Linked DNA regions of Homo sapiens: region 2 is linked to region 1. A link is a contact called in ENCODE Hi-C or POLR2A ChIA-PET data. All regions are on one chromosome and are shown on one strand. Each heading gives the region's core, a stretch centred on a gene start or an enhancer-like site at or near the end of the contact. The rest is flanking DNA. Distances are from core to core; before and after follow the strand shown.

The links. Hi-C counts contacts between places; a loop is a spot of excess contacts on that map. ChIA-PET counts read pairs that join two places held with the same protein, here RNA polymerase II (POLR2A).
Region 2: a loop to region 1 is called in a map of posterior vena cava, with 16 times the contacts of the local background. The contact joins the promoter of CELF6 here to the enhancer-like site in region 1. A Hi-C loop is called at or near these places in 1 of 168 maps with a recorded cell type or tissue (posterior vena cava). POLR2A ChIA-PET finds 5 or more read pairs at or near these places in 1 of 52 experiments (AG04450).

The regions. Positions count from the first base shown.
Region 1 is chr15:68,619,597-68,622,177 of GRCh38, forward strand. The region is part of intron 1 of CORO2B (coronin 2B); the gene reads left to right. Among named protein-coding and RNA genes, the nearest start is that of CORO2B, 42 kb to the left of the region's middle. Within about 2 kb of position 1,280, at least 18 of the 41 ENCODE cell types and tissues checked have a DNase peak (open chromatin) inside an H3K27ac peak, as active enhancers do.
Region 2 is chr15:72,318,883-72,321,463 of GRCh38, forward strand. CELF6 (CUGBP Elav-like family member 6) reads right to left here and starts at 1,275. Exons shown (of 13, transcript NM_052840.5): 1 at 731-1,275. The coding sequence starts at 992. RefSeq lists silencers at 962-1,301, 1,362-1,411.

The DNA.
Region 1 (2,581 bases), core at 30-2,529:
GTACACAAGATAGTCCCAGCAGGGCCTGAATAAACATGGTTGGGTGTAATTGTAAATGCTGGGTGTAAATGTGTGTGTGTGTGTATATATATATGTACACATACATATGTGTACCCATACATATATGTACATGTACATATATATGAGTGCGTGCATGCGTGTGTGTGTGTGCACGTGTTCATTCTCAGCAAACTCAGTGTGAATAGTAGGACCAGATAAACTCTAGGTCTTTCCTTGCTGTGTTCTCTCCTTTTTGGGTGGACAATGCTGGCATCGTCACTCTCATTTTATAGAAGATGAAAGTGGAGTCATGTTTTTTTTATTTTTTATTTTGAGACAGAGTCTCACTCTGTCTCCCAGGCTGGAGTACAGTGGCACAGTCTTGACTCACTGCAGCCTTTGCTTCCCGGGTTCAAGCAACTCTCCTGCCTCAGCCTCCTGAGTAGCTGGGATTACAGGCGCACGCCACAACACCTGGCTAATTTTTATATTTTTAGTAGAGACGGGGTTTCACCATGTTGGCCAGGCTGGTCTCGAACTCTTGACCTCAGATGATCCACCCGCCTTGGCCTCCCAAAGTGCTGGGATTACAGGTGTGAGCCACCATGCCCGGCCTAATTGTCGTATATTTATTTAATGTGTTTTAGGAAAAAAGGTAGCTAGGACATCAAACTGTGATGTCATGGCTTAAATTGCTTAGAATGATGTTTGTACAGATATTTAAATGTTAGAAAGAGCCAATTTAAAGAAAATTTTTAAATAAACATGGTTCGGGTGATTTGTAGAAATGGCAAGAACATGTTGGCAGTGATACACAAATTATGAAGTTTGGAAAACACTGATTCCATTCAACCTCTTGTTTGACAAATGACTAAACTGAGGCCCAGAAAGGACAGAACACTTGTCCATGAGTCTGATAAGTTATTTTAAGCCACAGGAGTAAAGAGGGTCTTCCCCTTCCAACCTCATTCAAAAGTCTGCGTTTAGGGAACACCTGGTCCCGCATCTTGCTTTTGAATCAGTTTTATATTTCCAAAGTGCCTTCTCTGTTTTATTCTCTCATTCCTTTTTTTAATCTGAGTCTTATCAAGCAGCTATAGTAGGGTAATTATTTCTTTGTTTTGCAGATAAATAAACTGAGGCCCAGAGAGGGAGTGTGCCTGCCGTCACTCAGCCACTCACTCAGCCAGCTGAGGCAGGACCAGGGCTAGAAGGTTTCTAGGCCTTCCCACTGTGCGTGTCAGGCAGGGTTGGGCGGGGAGCCAGTTTCTCTGATGAAATCCCCCAACAAAGGGTAGAAAGTCTGCTGGGGTAAATGCAAGGCAGTCTGCTGGCCGAGCTCCACTTGGGAGCACAGCGAGCGGTACAGGGCCTATTATATGCTGCTCCGCTTCCGGGAAGCTATTACTTTCTGAAGGAGCCACAGATGTTCTCCTCGCCTGCTGATTAACGGGTGTGTTACTCAGCTTGGAGTGGACGGATGAGATCGGCAGTGAATATTCTCAACTGTGTGACCACCATAAACCCTGCCAGTGCAGGTGTAGGGACCCTCAAGGCCATAAGCAATGTAGCCACAGCGTCTAATGAGCAATTGAGCATCTTGGAGGTGCCAGGACCTGTGCTCATGGCTGGAATGGAGGCACAGACAAATCACACACTGCCTCCAGCCCCATGGGACTCAGTCTGCTAGGGGAAGCAGACACATAAACAGTTAGCTGGAGAACAACGCAGTGCGTGCCAGCATGGAGACCTGGAGCAAGCACGATGCAGGGAGTGCTGAGTTCTTTCTCAGGGACCAGAGAGGCTTCGCAGCGCTGGAGACATTTGAACTGTACTCGTACTATTGAATAGGGTTTGGCAGGAGGAGATGAGGAGGAGGCATTCCTGAAAGGGGACCTGCCCAGGGTTCCACACTGGCCTGAACTGGAGACCAGCACATGTGCACCTGGGATGGGAATGAACTGTGGCTCTGTCTTCATAACTCTGCCTTTCCAGATGGGTTGGTTACCAGAGCCTTGTGAGAAGAGATTGGCCTTGCTTTGGTTTGGTTGTTGGTTTGTGTTAGGGAAGCAATGTGACTTAAGAGGACAAGCTTTGGGATAATACAGACCTGGGTTCAAAGCTCAGTTCAGCTCCTTGACAGTCACGTGACATTGGGCAAGTTTCACTTCTTTTTTTTTTTTTTTTTGAGACAGGGTCTCCTAGGCTGGAGGACAGTGGTGCAATCATGGGTCACTACAGCTTTGACCTCCCAGGTTCAAGTGATCCTCCCACCTCAGCCTCCCAAGGAGCTGGGACTATAGGCACATGCCACCATGCCTGGCTAATTTTTCTGATTTTCTTATTATTTGTAGAGATAGGTTCTCACTATGTTGCCCAGGCTGGTATCAAACTCCTGGGCTCAAGTGATCCTCCCACCCCTAAGTGATCTCCCGATCCAAAGTGCTGGGATTATAAATGTGAGCCACTATTTGACCTTCTGAGTCTTGGTTTTCCATCTTTAAAATGGGGATAATCTCTTTTGCTTAGGAGTGAGAATTAAATGAGACGAAGTTGGAGAAGGACTTAACCCATAGCCAGG
Region 2 (2,581 bases), core at 25-2,524, 3.7 Mb after region 1:
GGCAGGAGTTCCCAGCTGAGGTCAGGGTTCTGAACTGAAATCAAAAGAGGTAGAGTGCATTGGGATTCTGGCGAAGGGCAGGAGAGATTGGGGCTGTTGTTGAACATGAGGGGGTGTCTGGAACTGAGAGCCTCCTGGGAATTGAATTGGATTTTGTGTTAGACAGGTCTGGGTTCTGAAGAAGGGGAGGGTTTGGGTCTGCGGTGTTTTAGGTTGGCAGTCTGAGAGTCAAAAGAAGGCTCTTGAGGGGGATGGCCGGACTAGGAGGCCAGAGGAGGGGTGCAAGTCCAAGATATGCATGTGGGTGGTTAGGCCTGAGTGAGGTGCCACCAGATGGAGGATTCAGGAGTGTTTGGGCTCAGGGTTTGGGAAATTGAGGGTATTCGAGATCTAGAAGGTGGAATAAGTTTTCAAATTCCAGAATTTTAGGTCTGATGGGAGAGGTGGTGGAAAGGTCCAATTGAAAGGCAGGGACTGCTGGGATGTGAGAGGTGGAGGCCAGGAATTTGGAGGTTAGAGTGGAGAACATGTTAGGGGACCACAGTGATAATCAGAGGGAGGATGTCAGAGAGAAAATTCTGTGATCTGGGAAGGGGGCTGGGCTGAGGTGGGGCTGATATTGGACTGGTGTTGGACTGGCTCTCGGCAGGGCTAGGGCTGGGGCTGGGCTGGGGTCGGGCCACACTCTAATCGGATTGGGGCTGGGCTGGGCTGGGCTGACCCCGCGCACCTTTGTGGAGGCCGGTGAGCCGGTCCTTCAGCACCGTCAGCTCGTAGATGCGGCCGAACTCCTCGAACAGCGGCTTGAGGTCCTGCTCGTCCAAGCCCCGCGGGATCTGCCCCACGAAGAGCTTGATGGCGTCGTGGTCCTTCATGGGTACGGCGGGACCGGGGTTTAGCCCGCTCATGCCGACGCCGCTGTCCGCGGTGCTGAAACCCAGGCGCGGGCCGGGGCCAGCGGGCTGCGCTGACCCTCCCGGCGCCGCGGCCATGTCCCCGCCCTGTCAGCCCTCCCGCCGGTCCCACTGGTCCCGCCTGTCCCGCCGTCCCCTCCCTGGACCGGTGGCGAGGGCCAGGGGGAGGGGGCGGAGCCCGGGCGGAGAGGGCGGGGGGCTGCCCAGGGGGCGGGGTCCGGGTGGAGGGGCGTAGAGGGGGTGGGGCGGGCAGGAAAGGGGCGGGGCCGGGGCGGGGCGGGCCCGGGCCGAGGTGGCGGCTGAACGCTGGGGTCTGGCTTGAGGTCCCCGTGCGGCTCTCTCTGGGCTCCCGCCCGAGCTCTCCCAGAGCCGAGCCCCGAGCCCCAGCCCCCGTGCTTGGTGACGTCAGGCAGCTGGCCGCCGAGTCTACGCAAATGATTTGCATAATGAGGAAGCAGCCGCCAATCAGAGTGGGAGTTGACTGGGCTCGCCGGGGGCGGGGGGGGCGGCTGGGCTCACGCGCTCCTGCTCGCCATGGCAACCGGACCCTCGAATGCCCTGTGTGTGTCGAGTGTGTGCGGGCGTGGCCGTGGATCGCGCGTGTGCGCCTTGGGCCGCGTGAGGGGAAGCAGCTTCGTCATGCGTGATGGTGTCTGCCGGAGTCGGGGCTAATCCCCACCGCACACACAGGCACACACAGGCAAACGCAGGCACACGCAGGCACACACACCTCCAAACGCTGGTGCGTTTCCTGCGGGGGTGGATGGGGATTCCTCTTCTCTATTCCCACTATCGAGCCAGTCCCTCGGAGCCAATCCCACCCCGCCCCATCACACATCTCTGTCTTCGGTGTCTTTAACCACTTTCTTACCCCTGAGCCTCAGACACATTCGTCTCCCTTGCAGCCTTAAAAAGAAAGGAAGAATAAAATAAAAACCCCTTAAACACTCCTTGAACACGGATTCCTCCTTAGGAGAGTGAGGGAACTTAGCCGTATTTACTCAGAACCCATTATGCACCAGGTGCCCAGTTCATCCCAGTTCTGTGAACTCAGGAGTGTTCTCTTTTTCCGGAAAAGGAAGCTGAGGTTCTGAGGGTCGAGGATGTTAGGGCCAGGCCCACCCCAACATTTGTTGGGCCCAGCGCAAAATAAGAAATGGAAATCGACATACTGTGCATCTAAACATTTAAAAGATACAAATCAAATTACAATTTGTTAAATATGTTCCCCTCTTATTTTCACAAATACAGGTTCAGAATTACGAAAATGAAAGACATATGTACAGCTACGCTTTCTATATGACTGAAAGTTGGCAAAATATCAGAGCTGATGGAATTTTATTACTCCTGCACATGTCTAGGTATTCTCTTGATGGATCAGTGATGTTTGCACAAAGTAGTAATACAATGTTTGGACAAAGACACATACTTCATAAATTATATATTTATTCCATAATATATTTTTCATGCCTCTTTCAGTAAAATTGCTAATTATTTTAATAGAGATTTCCTTTTTTTTTTTTTGATAGGTTATCATTCTGTCACCCAGGCTGTAGTGCAGTGGTGCGATCTAAGATCACTGCAGCCTCAACCTCCTGGGTTCAAGCGATCCTCCCACCTAAGCCTCCCAAGTAGCTGGGATGACAGGTGCACGCTACCATGCCTGG